Linked DNA regions of Homo sapiens: regions 2 and 3 are each linked to region 1. Evidence: chromatin contacts called from ENCODE Hi-C or POLR2A ChIA-PET data. All regions are on one chromosome and are shown on one strand. The core of a region is the stretch at or near the end of the contact, and the rest is flanking DNA. Distances in the headings are between cores, read along the strand shown. Region 1 holds the start of RPS16 (ribosomal protein S16). Region 2 has its middle 6.9 kb from the start of FCGBP. Region 3 has its middle 11 kb from the start of ACP7.

Evidence for each region. Hi-C counts contacts between places; a loop is a spot of excess contacts on that map. ChIA-PET counts read pairs that join two places held with the same protein, here RNA polymerase II (POLR2A). Pooled maps may share reads with other maps.
Region 2: a loop to region 1 is called in a pooled map, with 4 times the contacts of the local background. The contact joins the enhancer-like site here to the promoter of RPS16 in region 1. A Hi-C loop is called at or near these places in 1 of 37 single-sample maps with no recorded cell type and 7 of 50 pooled maps. POLR2A ChIA-PET finds 5 or more read pairs at or near these places in 2 of 52 experiments (HepG2 and Panc1).
Region 3: a loop to region 1 is called in a pooled map, with 6 times the contacts of the local background. The contact joins the enhancer-like site here to the promoter of RPS16 in region 1. A Hi-C loop is called at or near these places in 2 of 50 pooled maps. POLR2A ChIA-PET finds 5 or more read pairs at or near these places in 7 of 52 experiments (A549, HCT116, K562 and 4 more).

Annotation. Positions count from the first base shown.
Region 1 is chr19:39,434,091-39,438,609 of GRCh38, reverse strand. RPS16 (ribosomal protein S16) reads left to right here and starts at 2,661. Exons shown (of 5, transcript NM_001020.6): 1 at 2,661-2,762; 2 at 2,902-3,003. The coding sequence starts at 2,715. RefSeq lists enhancers at 456-1,224, 2,888-3,467 and a silencer at 2,408-2,507.
Region 2 is chr19:39,939,243-39,943,761 of GRCh38, reverse strand. It overlaps the pseudogene PRR13P5. Among named protein-coding and RNA genes, the nearest start is that of FCGBP, 6.9 kb to the right of the region's middle. RefSeq lists enhancers at 1-280, 1,824-1,913, 2,014-2,093. Within about 2 kb of position 2,426, at least 12 of the 41 ENCODE cell types and tissues checked have a DNase peak (open chromatin) inside an H3K27ac peak, as active enhancers do.
Region 3 is chr19:39,071,428-39,075,946 of GRCh38, reverse strand. No RefSeq gene overlaps it. Among named protein-coding and RNA genes, the nearest start is that of ACP7, 11 kb to the left of the region's middle. RefSeq lists an enhancer at 1,301-2,500. Within about 2 kb of position 2,191, at least 9 of the 41 ENCODE cell types and tissues checked have a DNase peak (open chromatin) inside an H3K27ac peak, as active enhancers do; they include HCT116, PC-9 and Panc1, where a contact is called at or near this core.

The DNA of each region.
Region 1 (4,519 bases), core at 1,412-3,911:
GAATATTTGAGGTCTCTGCTCTATTTATTTTATTTTATTTATTTATTTTTGAGACAGAGTTTATTTATTTATTTATTTTTGAGACAGAGTCTTGCTCTGGCGCCCAGCCTAGGGTGCAGTGGCGACATCTCAGCTCACTGCAACCTCCGCCTCCCGGGTTCAAGCGGTTCTCCTGCCTCAGCCTCCCTTGTGGCTGGGATACAGGCACCTGCCACCATGCCCAGCTGATTTTTGTATTTTTAGTAAAGGCGGGGTTTCACCATGTTGGCCAGGCTGGTCTTGAACCCTGGGCTCGAGTGATCCTGCTGCCTTGGCCTCCCAAAGTGCTGGGATTATAGGTGTGAGCCACTGCACCTGGCCTCTGTCTCAAGTATTTTGGAAACATCATGCCTGCCTTTATCTCTTTTTTGTCTGAGGGTTGGCCTCTCTGCCTCTAAATCTGTCACTGGGCTTGTTTTGGGGGTCCATCTCTTGACTGTCCTGGTCTCTCCCTTTTCTCCTCCTCTTCTCCCTTGGCCTTTCATCTTTCTCTTCTTCTCCACTTGTGCCTACATTTCTTTGGGCTGTGTCTGTGTCCCTCCCGGTCAGCCTCTGGGTACTTCCTTCCTCCCTCCCAACAGCCCCCTCCCCCCTCACCCTTTTAGAGCTGGACTCCGGGCTGGCTTTTCCCTCTGGCCCCAGACCTGCCCTCCAGTGTCTCCCTGTCTCCACCCTCTTTGGCAAGGTGCACCACGACGCCCTTTTGAACCCTGGATCCCAGACCCTGTACTGCCAGAGAAACTGAGGCAACTGTGGGCTCCCTCTAGCTCTGAGAGAGGAACCTCTTCGCTGGGGAGACTCTTGATGGGGTGAGACGCAGGGACATCTGCCGGGGAACCAGAGGACAACCCAATCCTGGGGTTCCTCAGGTGGGGTTGGGGGGCTGGGGATGGAGAATTCTGTGGGGAGGAGGCTTAAGTGGAGGGTGATTTGGGGGAGAGGAAAAAGATGACTGGGAGATTCTGGAGAAAGAGATTCTAGGGGCTGGGCGCGGTGGCTCACGCCTGTAATCCCAGCACTTTGGGAGGCTGAGATGAGTGGATCATTTGATGTCAGGAGTTCGAGACCAGTCTGGCCAATATGGTGAAACCCCGTCTCTACTACAAATACAAAAATTAGCCGGGCGTGGTGGTGCATGCCTGTAATCTCAGCTACTCAAGAGGCTGAGGCAGGAGAATCGCTTTAACCGGGGAGGCAGAGGTTGCAGTGAGCAGAGATCATGCCACTGCACTCCAGCCTGGGCGACAGAGCAGGACTCTGTCTCAAAAAAAAGAAAAAAAAAAAACAAAAAACAGAGAGATTCGGCCGGGCGTGGTGGCTCACGCCTGTAATCCCAGGACTCTGGGAGGCTGAGGCGGATCACATCACCTGAGGTCAGGAGTTCGAGACCAGCCTGGCCAACGTGGTGAAACCCCATTTCTACTAAAAATACAAAAAACGACCAGGGCGTGGTGGTAGACGCCTGTAATTCCAGCTACTCGGGAGCCTAAGGCAGGAGAATCTCTTGAACCCGGGAGGCGGAGGTTGCAGTGAGACGAGATCGCACCACTGCACTCTAGCCAGGGCAACGAGCGAAACTCCGTCTCAAAAAAAAGAGAGAGATTCTAGGGTGGGGACGGGGAAGAGGTTAATTCTTGGGGGAGGGTCTCTTAGGAGAGGGGGATTCTAACGGAGGGAAAACTCCAGGGAAGGCAGTTGCTGGGAAGAGGAGTCTCGGAAGGGAAATAAACTCAGGAGAAAGGTAGATTTTGAGGGACGGGTCTCTGAGAGAAAAGTTTTTGTGGATTTGCGGGGCGGGGTGTTCTGGGAAAGGGGGATTTGCCGGGAAAGGGGGATTTGCCGGGAAAGGGAGATTCTGGAGGAGGGAGATTCCAGGGGTACTGGGTCCTGACAAGAGAAAGATTCTGGGAAGGGTGACTGAGGGGACGAGGACCGAATGGAGGGAGATTCAGGGAAAAGGGGGGTCTAAGTTGAGCACTCTTAAGAGGGACATTTGGGGTTGGCCATCTGAGAGAAGGATGGGAAACATTCTGGGAAGAGGAAACTGAAAGGAAGGACATTCTGGTGAAAGGGAGATTCTGAGGGGAAGGGGCTCTGAGGGGAAAAGGATTCTGGGAGAGGATCCCCAAGGAGGGGGATTCTAGGGAGGATAGGATTCTGGAAGTCCTTAATCTGAGAATCCAGCCAGATTTCTTGCAGTAGATTCCAAAGGAAGATTCTGATGCGGGGGATTCGGGGAGGAGGGAGTCCAGAGGGGAGAAAGATTACAGGTGTTGGGAGGGTGGGAACTGATTTAAAGAAAGGGCGAAGGGAGATTATTAAAGAGCCAGAATGCAAAGAAGAGCTGCGGTAGTCGACTACAGAGGACGCGAAGCACACTCCCGCAGCCTTCCCTTCAGTCCGCACACGACACTCCCAGGCCCCGCCCCTTCCGCCCACAGAGCCCGCCACTTCCGCCTCACAGGGCCCGCCCGCTCTGAGCGCCTAAGGGCCTTCCCGCCGCTGACCAGACGCCCCGCCCGTTAGCCGCAACAGAAGCCGTAAAGCTCTCTCCCGTCGCGACGCAGTGCTCAAGGCGCCTGCGCAGACCCTGAAAAGCGGCCAGGGTGGCCCCTAGCTTTCCTTTTCCGGTTGCGGCGCCGCGCGGTGAGGTTGTCTAGTCCACGCTCGGAGCCATGCCGTCCAAGGGCCCGCTGCAGTCTGTGCAGGTCTTCGGACGCAAGGTGAGCCAGACGCCGGATGGGAAGGGGAGGGGAAGGAGAAGGCCAGGGTCTGGGAGAGGTCGGTGGGCAGGAATCTAGGGGGTAACATGGGAGCTGGAGCCGGAGCTCACGGGGCCCCTGTTTCTCTTGTATCTTACAGAAGACAGCGACAGCTGTGGCGCACTGCAAACGCGGCAATGGTCTCATCAAGGTGAACGGGCGGCCCCTGGAGATGATTGAGCCGCGCACGCTACAGTACAAGGTGCTGGGATCCGGCACCGGCGTTGAGTGGATGGAGGACTCTTGGAGACAGAGATGTTGTAGCTCTTGAAAGCTGGGGGGGCTGGCATCAGCAACGGGATGTTTAGAAGTTGTGTTGGGTGTAGAACAGTGGGGTATTTGGCAATAGAGCTGGGCTTGGGGTTCAGAAGATGTAAAAGCTGAGATGGGGTTGTTGAAGATTAAGGGTTTGCTTTGAGAACTGGGATGTTAGGAAGCTCACCTCACTGGGGCGGGGGGACCCAAAGGGTGAAGGGACACCGACTATTTTTTATTTTATTTATTTGTTTTGAGAGGGAGTCTCGCTGTGTCGCCCAGGCTGGAGTGTAGTGGCGCGATCTCGGATCACTGCAACCTTCGCCTCCCGGGTTAAAGCGATTCTCCTGCCTCAGCCTCTTGAGTAGCTGAGATTACAGGCATGCACCACCACGCCCGGCTAATTTTTGTATTTTTAGTAGAGACGGGGTTTCGCCATATTGGCCAGAGTGGTCTCGAACTCATTACCTCAGGTGATCCACCAGCCTCGGCCTCCCGAAGTGCTGGGATTGCAGGCGTCAGCCACCGTGTGCGGCCGAATTTGGGTCTGTTTAAATGCTTGCTTGTAAAAGGGGTTCCTCTGTTCCCTTTTTGGGACTCTCAATTTCTTTGGCTCAGAATGGAAAGAAACCAGAGTCTGATTTCTGCCCCTTCTGAACTCTACTACTTTTAAAAGAAAGAATATCTACATTGCAGGGTCAGTTAAAAAAATTTTTTTTGAGTTATAAGGTTCTTTTTTAAAAACAGTATCTTGCTGTCACCTACCCTGGAGTGCAATAGCACAATCCTAATGAACTGCAGCCTTAAACTCCTGAGTTGGAGATCCTCCCACCTCAGCCTTTCGGTTGCCAAGACTACAGGCACATCACCACGCCTGGCTCATTTGAGAAATATTTTTCTGTAGACGTGGGGTCTCACTTTATTGCCCAGGCTGGTCCTTGGTCTCATGTGATCCTTCTGCCTGGACTGGGATTACAGGTGTGATCACCATGCCTGGCCTAGAATTTAATAAAAATTCTGAGATTTCCTTTGTGTAGCAGATGTTGAATGTTACTGTTATTGGCTGTCACTGTATTTGAAGGATTTGTATGTGTACCCTCTGTTGAGTTTTGGGGACATAGCAGTGATCCAGATGACTTAAGGTCTTGCCTTCATGGACCTGCCAGCCTAGTTGGGGAGAAGGACTGGGCCCAATACCAGAAGCTGATCCAAAGTGGTCAGAACTGGGGAAGGAGACCTGTGAGCTGAAAGCAGGTAAAGGAAGTATCCAGACAGAGGCACTGGTAAAAGACCTGGAGCTGGGAAGGGTCTAGGGACCAGGGACAGGTTGTACTGTAATTCTGGAAACCTGTGAGGCTCAAAGAAAGGGCAGAGAGCTCAGGTGGGAAATAGAAAAGGCACCTGAACAGTCCAGGGATGGCTTTCGACTACTTGAAACAGCCTTGGGAGTTTCAGAAGCTATT
Region 2 (4,519 bases), core at 1,177-3,676, 510 kb before region 1:
AGAATAAGGAGAATGAGGACTGCGAAGGAGAACGCAGCAAGCCCAGGCGGCGGTGGAAAGGCTGGAGGACACACCTAAACATGTGGAATCCCAATGCCGGGCAGCCAGGGCCAAATCCATATCCCCCCAATATTGGGTGCCCTGGAGGTTCCAATCCTGCCCACCCACCACCTATTAATCCACCCTTTCCCCCAGGCCCCTGTCCTCCTCCCCCAGGAGCTCCCCATGGCAATCCAGCTTTCCCCCCAGGTGGGCCCCCTCATCCTGTGCCACAGCCAGGGTATCCAGGATGCCAACCGTTGGGTCCCTACCCTCCTCCATACCCACCGCCTGCCCCTGGAATCCCTCCTGTGAATCCCTTGGCTCCTGGCATGGTTGGACCAGCAGTGATAGTGGACAAGAAGATGCAGAAGAAAATGAAGAAAGCTCATAAAAAGATGCACAAGCACCAAAAGCACCACAAGTACCACAAGCATGACAAGCATTCCTCCTCTTCCTCCTCCTCTTCCAGCAGTGATTCTGACTGAATACAGGCCCTGGACCCTTCCCTCAAGTCCCACCAGTTCTGCTCTCCCATCAAGCTTCAGATGCCACGTTGTACTGGGGGAATGTAGCCCTTGTGCTCCCCACCCCCTACCTCCACCTGAGCCTCACCCTGCTGTTGAGCCCTGAGTGGCTAGGGGAAATAGGAAGAGGATTGCCATGGCCTGGCCATCTTGTTGCTGCTTGGAGAGATCATATAGCTAATGAATTAGGCAGGGGAGCTATTTTTTGAAGATGATGAACTAAATGTTGAAGACAAGTTTGAGATCTGTAAAATGTGATTTTTTACTTCCACTTATAATACTTGTGATTGGGGAGGTTTGTGGAAATTCAATTATGATGAAAAACCTCTATCTTTTTTGTAATGTTGGCATACTTGGGGGATTTAGTGGCAAATACATTCCCCAGCAGGCCTTTTGTTGGTTGCACTAACTGCAAGGTTGCTGGGAAGTAGAGTCCATTTGGTTGATGAGCTTTGACTGCGGTTTTGGAACCTTACCTCTCCTCCTTAGCCCAATATGCTGTCTCGGGTCCTATTCAAATAAAGTTATTTCTCCTGGTCTAAAAAAAAAAAAAAAAAAAAAAAGAATAAGGAGAATGAAATCTCTTGGCTGGGAGTGAGACAGCTGGCTGGCTTCCTATTTTGAGGTGGTTTAGTGAAAAAGAACAAAAGCCCCTTACTCAAGCTGTAGCTTGTCTGCAGCAGGATAATTAAGGAATCAGAGAGACCGTGGGGTTGAGGAGGAATTATTTAATTATTCAGGTGCACCGACCCAGTCAGATTAACATCCAAAGGACTGAGCCCTGAACAAAGAGTCAAGCTACCTTTTAAGCATTTCGTGGGGCTGGGGGAGATCTGTGCAGGGGGAAGCATATCACAGAAGTGAGAAACAAAGACAGTCATTCAATTGAGACATGCATTATATCATTTTTTTTTCAAGGAACAGCATGTTTTACGACTTGAGATTATCTGTCTAGTGATCTTACAGCTGCACAGCTAGAGAAACAGAGTCTTCACAATGCCTGGGAAAGGGAGAGATAAGGCTCACTAGCCATAGAAAAACAGGCAGTTAATTTTAAAGGACTCCAGCTCTTTCTCTTCCTCAGGGGGAATTGGGTTTTCTTACATACAACTAAGTTTTGCTTACACATTCTTTATTTCTTTTAATTCCTGTTCTATACCTAACCTCCAGCCAGTCAGCATCAGAGGCCCAAGAAGCTATTAACCACAAGTTCCTGCTTTAGGGGCTTAGGGACTTCCCCAGGAAGCCACAGGAACAGCTTAGGTTTCAACTTACAGTGATAATTTCCTTATTTCAATGCTAAAAATCATGCTCAGAGGTAGAGATTTAAAATGCCAATATTACATGCAATGTATGAAAAACCATGTTGAACCATTGTGCAGGCGCCAAGAAATCCCTTGTTAACACATGATGACAGGCACATCATGGCATCTGGACCCCTACAAGACAGATCGACTTGCTCCCTGTGGGGAGCAGCCTACCCTTTTCCTTTCACGGTGCTGACCTCCCTTCTGCACAAACGGAAACAAACTTTTTTTTTTTTTTCTCTTTAATACTGTGTCTGGTAATCTCACTTGATTTCTATCTTAGGAGACTACAACAAGCCAGGATGATGGTAACATCTCTGTCAAGATGACATAGATTTATTTTTCCTGGCTCCTCTCTGCTAAAAACCCTGGAATAACATAACAGACATTCTTAAGAGGACTCTGAAAGATAAAAAGAAGGAAAACTGACAAGGGCCTTAGAACTCGAGAAACATCTCAGTGGCCCAGCATCTCTCAATTTCCCACCCAACGACAGGACGTGGTCTAGATCCAGCATCTCCCCAGCCCCCTATCCAGCGGCAGAAAGCACCCAGGTAGGTGCTTTCCCCACCCTAGTGGATGGCAGAGATGAAGGAAGAGCCCTGCTGGCACCACGCAGCCCAGGGAAGTACTCTCCACCCTTTTGTGCCAGTGTCTCCTACTCCTAACGTAGCAGCACCAAGCAGGCCCCAAGAAAATGCTTTTAACCTCCATTGGTGGTACTAACAGGAATTGGGTATGAGCTCAACCAGCACCAGGCAAATGAAATAGACCGGAATAATAATGCAAGGGCTCTGAAAACTAAATTGTCATTGGAATCATAGCACACAAAAGTAGGCCAGGACCTGCATGCTAACCTAAAAACAGTGACTGCTAAAATGGAAGAGTTAAATAGGATCCAGGGTCTCCTCTCATAATACCAGAAATGTCCAGGATATAATTTAAAAATCATACATAATATGAACAACCAGAAAAATCACAACTTGAATGAGAAAAGCCAATCAACAATCTAACACTGAGATGAAAGATTTTAGAATTATCTGACAAAGATCTAAAGTAGCCATCATAAAAATGTTTCACCAAGCAAGTAGAAATTCCTTGCAAAGATGGGAAAGAAAAGAAAATCTCACCAAAGAAATGGAAAGTATGTTCTTAAAGAATCAAATGAAAATGATAAAACTGAAAAATACAATAACTAAAATAAAAACTCACTGGAAAGGCTCAAGAGCAGAGCAACTATGACAAAGGAAATAAGAAGTGAACTTGAAGATAGAACAATAAAAATTACCCAATCCAAAAAACAGAGAGACAATCAACTTTAAAAAAGAGAAACAGAAAATGACTAACAAGGGCTCAGAGAACCTGCAGGACAATTATAAAATAGCTAACATTTGTATTATCAGATTAACAGAAGGAGAAAAGAAAGTGGGGCTGAAAAATATTTGAAGAATAATGACCAAACCTTCCCAAATTTGGCAAAAGACATAAACCTACAGATGCAAGAAGCTAAACAGAATAAATCTGACGGATTCCATGCCAAAACACAGTATAACTAACTTATGAAAACAAAGGCAAACAATGAAACTATCTTGGAAGCAGCTAGAGAGGAATTATAAATTGTCTATAGGGAACACTGATCAAATGACAAAAAATTTCTTATCAAAAACCATGGAGAAGAAAGCCTGGAGCAATACTCTTCAAGTGCTGAAAGAAAATAACTATCTGCTGAGAATCTTTTTTTTTTTTTTTTTGAGACAGTCTCGCTCTGTCCTCCAGGCTGGAATGCAGTGGTGTGCTTTTGGCTCACTGCAACCTCCACCTCCCAGTGATTCTCCTGCCTCAGCCTCCCAAGTAGCTGGGACTACAGGCGCCCGCCACCATGCCCGGCTAATTTTTGTACTTTTATTAGAGACAGGGTTTCACCATGTTGGCCAGGCTGGTCTGGAACTCCTGACCTTGTGATCTGCCCGCCTCAGCACCCCAAAGTGCTGGGATTACAGGCGTGAGCCACTGTGCCCAGCCGAGAATCTTATATGCAGCAAAACTATCTACGGGGTATGAAGAAGAAATAAAAAGCTTTTAGATGAAGGAAGACTACAAGACTTTGCCGTCAGCAGAATTATTTTTAGAGAATGATTAAAGGAAGTTCTCCAAAGTCCAAATGATTACAGGAAAAGGCTCAGAACTTTAGAAAGGAAGGAAGAACAGCAGAATGGACAAAAATAGTGATAACTATAGCAGATTACCCTTCTCATGAGTTTTTAAAAATCGTAGTTGGTTGAAGCAAAAATTATAGTATTATCTGATGTCTATAGGAAGAGACAATACTTAAAATAGTTATATGTGTATACACACACACGCATATGTATAAGTGGGAGGGTAAAAGGATCTATATGGATGTAAAGTTTCAACACTTCAATCAAAGTGGTAAAATATTCATAAGTTGGATTATAATCAGTTACATATGTATATTGTAGTACTAGAGCAAGTGCTAAGAAAATTCTACAAATTATGTATTCGAAAATAATATGAATCAAAATGGAATGCTAAAAAATGCTCATGTAACTCACAGGAATGCAAGAAAAAATAAGAATGAGAAATGGAACAAATGGAAAATGAATATTAAAATGTTAATCTTAAGTCCAA
Region 3 (4,519 bases), core at 942-3,441, 360 kb after region 1:
TTTGGTAAAGGGCGAGATATTAAATATTTTAAGATTTGCAGGCCACGTAGCCTCCGTCACAGCTACTGGACTCTGTCATCAAACAAAAGCACCTACAGACATTACAGGACCCAATGAGTGTGGGTGTATTCCAGTAAAACTTTATGGAGGCCAGGCGCAGTGGCTCATGCCTGTAATCCTAGCACTTTGGTAGGTCGAGGCAGGAGGATTGCTTGAGGCCAAGAGTTCAAGACCAACATGGCCAACATAGTGAGACCTCATCTCCAAAAAACAAACAAACTTACAGACACTGAAATTGGAAATTCATATAATTTTCTTTTCTTTTCTTTTCTTTTTTTTTTGAGATGGAGTTTCTTTCTTGTTGCCCAGGCTGGAGTGCAATGGCGCGATCTCAGCTCACTGCAACCTCTGCCTCCCGGGTTCAAGCGATTCTCCTGCCTCAGCCTCCCGAGTAGCTGGGATTACAGGTGCCCACCATCACATCAGGCTAATTTTTGCATTTTTAGTAGAGATGGGGTTTCACCATGTTGGCCAAGCTGGTTTCAAACTCCTGACCTCAGGTGATCCGCCCGCCTCAGCCTCCCAAAGTGCTGGGATTACAGGCATGAGCCACCACGCCCAGCCAAAATTCATATAATTTTCATACACCAGAAAATATTATTTTTCTTTTGTTTTTGTTTTCCAACCATTAAAAAACATAAAAATCAACCGGGCATGGTTGCTTATGCCTGTAATCCCAGTGCTCTGGGAAGCTGAGGCAGAAGGATCACTTAAGTCCAGAAGTTTGAGACCAGCTGGGGCAATACAGCAAGACCCCATCTCTTAGAAAAATACTAAAATTAGCAGGGTGTGGTGGTGCACGCGTGTAGTCCCAGCTACTTGGGAGGCTGAGGTGGGAGGATTATCTGAGCCCGGGATGTTGAAGCTGTGGTGAGCCATGATCGCACCACTGTACTCCAGCCTGAGTGACAGAGGTGAGAACCTGTCTCAAAAAAAAGTTTTTTTAAGTTAAAACTAGGCCAAGCATGGTGGCTCATGCCTATAATCCCAGCACTTTGGGAGGCCAAGACAGGCAGATCACCTGAGTTCAGGAGTTTGAGACCAGCCTGGCCAACATGGTGAAACCCCGTCTCTACTCAAAATACAAAAATTAGCTGGGCATGGAGGTGTTTGCCTGTAATCCCAGCTACTCGGGAGGCTGAGGCAGGAGAATCACTTGAAATCAGGAGGCAGAGGTTGCAGTGAGAAGTGATCACACCACTGCACTCCAGCCTGGGTGACAGGGAGAGACTTCGTCTTTAAAAAAAAAAAAAAAGTAAAAACCATTCTTAGGTTGTAGGCTGTATAAAAACAAATGACAGGCTGGATTTGGCCACCCGACTGTAGTTTGCTGACCCCTGCCCTAAGCTTACCCTGGCTAATATTTGTTTCATAGCATTCATCACCTTCTAACAGACTGTAATATTTACTTGTTTATTATGTTTATTTTCTAGCATCTCCCCTGGAGCTATCAGCCCCAGCTTCCTAACAGCTCCAGGAAGGCAGGGATGTTGGCTGTCTGGCACATAGCAGGTGTGCAGTAAGGATTTATTAAATGATCAAATACATGGATGAATCCTAATGACTGTTGGGATCATGAACCCATTCTTGCTGCCCGGCTAAGTGCTGGACCCTAGAATTTGAGATTGAGAGGAGGAGGAGAGCACAGAATCATTTTCTTTCTCTCTCTCTCTTTCTTTCTCTCTCTCTCTTTTCTTTCTTTCTTTCTCTTTCTTTCTTTCTCCTTCCTTCCTTCCTCTCTCTCTCCTTCCTTCCTTCTTTCGTTTCTCTCTCTCTCTCCTTCCTTCCTTCCCTCCTTCTTTCCTTCTTTTTTTCTTTCCTTTTTCTTTTCTATTTTTCCGAGTCTTACTCTGTCGCCCAGGCTGGAGTGCAATGGTGCAATCTTGGCTCACTGCAATCTCCGCCTCCCAGCAGAACCATTTCCTTTCATCCCAAACTTTGAGCTCCATGATTTCATCCTGACTGCATATGATGTCACATGTCAGGGGACCTGTGAGCCACCGGAGGTGAGCAGCATGCCCAGGGCACAGCTCACCTCCCGAGAGATGCCACCCTGCTTCAAATTACAGCAGGAAGGAAGAGTGACTCACCCTCTCAGATGTGGAGGCTTCCTGTGACGGACCCAGGACAGCCCACCCCACACTTCACCTCATAATCACAGCCACAGCCAGTTCACTGGAGGCTTCCTGTGAACCGTGTATGATTGCATGGATTCCTCACCACTTCACATGGTCCCATTTTGTATTACAGAAGAGGAAACTGAGGTTCAGAGGAGTGAGCTCACTTACCTGACATCACACTGTCAGTAAGAAGAATAGCTAAGCCAGGTGCGGTGGCTCATGCCTGTAATCCCAGCACTTTGGGAGGCCAAGGCGGGTGGATCGCCTGAGGTCAGGAGTTCGAGACCAGCCTGGCCAACATGGTGAAACTCTGTCTCTACTAAAAATACAAAAATTAGCCAGGCATAGTGATGGACGCCTGTGTTCCCAGCTACTCAGGAAGCTGAGACAAGAGAATCTCTTGAACCTGGGATGTGGAAGTTGCAGTAAGCTGAGATTGCACCATTGCACTCCAGCCTGGGCAACAGAGCAAGACTCTGTGTCAAAAAACAAACAAACAAACAAACAAAAAACCTGAGATTCATTCCTTTCTGCACACTTGGCCTTAACCACCAGGCCCCACTGTCTCCGATTCATCCCTCTGCCATCTCATCCTGGATTTCAGGCCTCAGGTCCTGTGTCATCTCCCAGCATGGTTTTGTTTTTGTCTTTTTTTCTTTTCTTTTTTTTTTTTTTAAGATGAAGTTTTGCTCTTGTTGCCCAGGCTGGAGTGCAATGGCGCAATGTTGGCTCACTGCAATCTCCGCCTCCGGGGTTCAAGCAATTCTCCTGCCTCAGCCTCCTGAGTAGCTGGGATTACAGGCATGCACCACCACGCCCAGCTAATTTTGCATTTTTAGTCAAGACGGAGTTTCTCCATGTTGGTCAGGCTGGTCTCGAAGTCCCGACCTCAGGTGATCCACCTGTCTTGGCCTCTCAAAGTGCTAGGATTACAGGCGTTAGCCACCCTTCCTGGCCATGTATTTTGTTTTTTAAGACAGGGTCTCATTCTGTTGCCTAGGCTGCAGTGCAGTGTCATGATCATAGCTCACTGCAGCCTCGAACTCCTGGACTCAAGTGATCTTCCCACTTCAACCTCCCTAGTAGCTGAGACTACAGTTTCACACCACCTCACCCACCTGATTTTTAAAAATTTTTTGTAGACACAGTCTCGCCTTGCTGACCAGGCTGGTCTCAAACTCCTGGGCTGAAGCGATCCACCTGCCTTGGACTCCCAGCGTGCTGGGATTATAGGCGTGAGCCACTGCACGTGGCCTCCAAGCATCACTGTATCATCAGGTGGACATAACAGTTCCATAAAATCCGGAATTGAGGCCAGGGACAGACTAAACCCTCAAACAAACATGAGCTCTTATAAATATTGGCCCAACTATTTATTTATTTTTATTTTATTATTATTTTTTTTTTTTTGACAGAGTCTTGCTCTGTCGCCTAGGCTGGAGCACAGTGGTGTGATCTTGGCTCACTGCAACCTCTGCTACTTGGGTTCAAGTGATTCTCCTGCCTCAGCCTTCCAAGTAGCTGGGAATACAGGCACATGACACCATGCCTGGATAATTTTTGTTTTTTGTTTTTTGAGACGGAGTCTCACTCTGTTGCCCAGGCTGGAGTGCAGTGGCGCGATTACGGCTCACTGCAAGCTCCACCTCCCGGGTTCATGCCATTCTGCTGCCTCAGCCTCCCAAGTAGCTGGGCCTACAGGTGCCCGCCACCATGCCCGGCTAATTTTTTTTTGTATTTTTTAGTAGAGACGGGGTTTCACCTTGTTAGCCAGGATGGTCTCGATCTCCTGACCTCGTGAACCACCTGCCTCGGCCTCCCAAAGTGCTGGGATTACAGGCGTGAGCCACTGCACCCGGACTTTTTTTTTTTTTTTTTTTAGTAGAGACAGGGTTTTACCATGTTGGCCAGGCTGCTCTTGAACTCCTGACCTCAAATGATCTGCCCACCTCGGCCTCCCAAAGTGCTGGGATTACAGGTGTGAGCCACCATGCCTGGCCCCAACTATTTATTGTACCATTGTTGGGTACACCATTTTCCACTGTAGTCACATTGAGGAGTGTTGGAAGATTTTAAAGTCCTACGGGGGTGTGCTCGGGAGGCTGAGGTGAGAGGATCACTTGATCCCAGGAGACTGCAGTGAGCTGTGATCATGCCACTGCACTCCAGCCTGGGCAACGGAGCAAGACCCTGTCCCCCCCAAAAAATTGCCTTAAAAAATATCTTATTAGGCTGGACGCAGTGGCTCACGCCTGTAATCCCAGCACTTTGGGAGGCCGAGGCGGGCCGATCGCTTGAGCCCAGGAGTTTGAGACCAGCCTGGCCAACATGGCTAAACC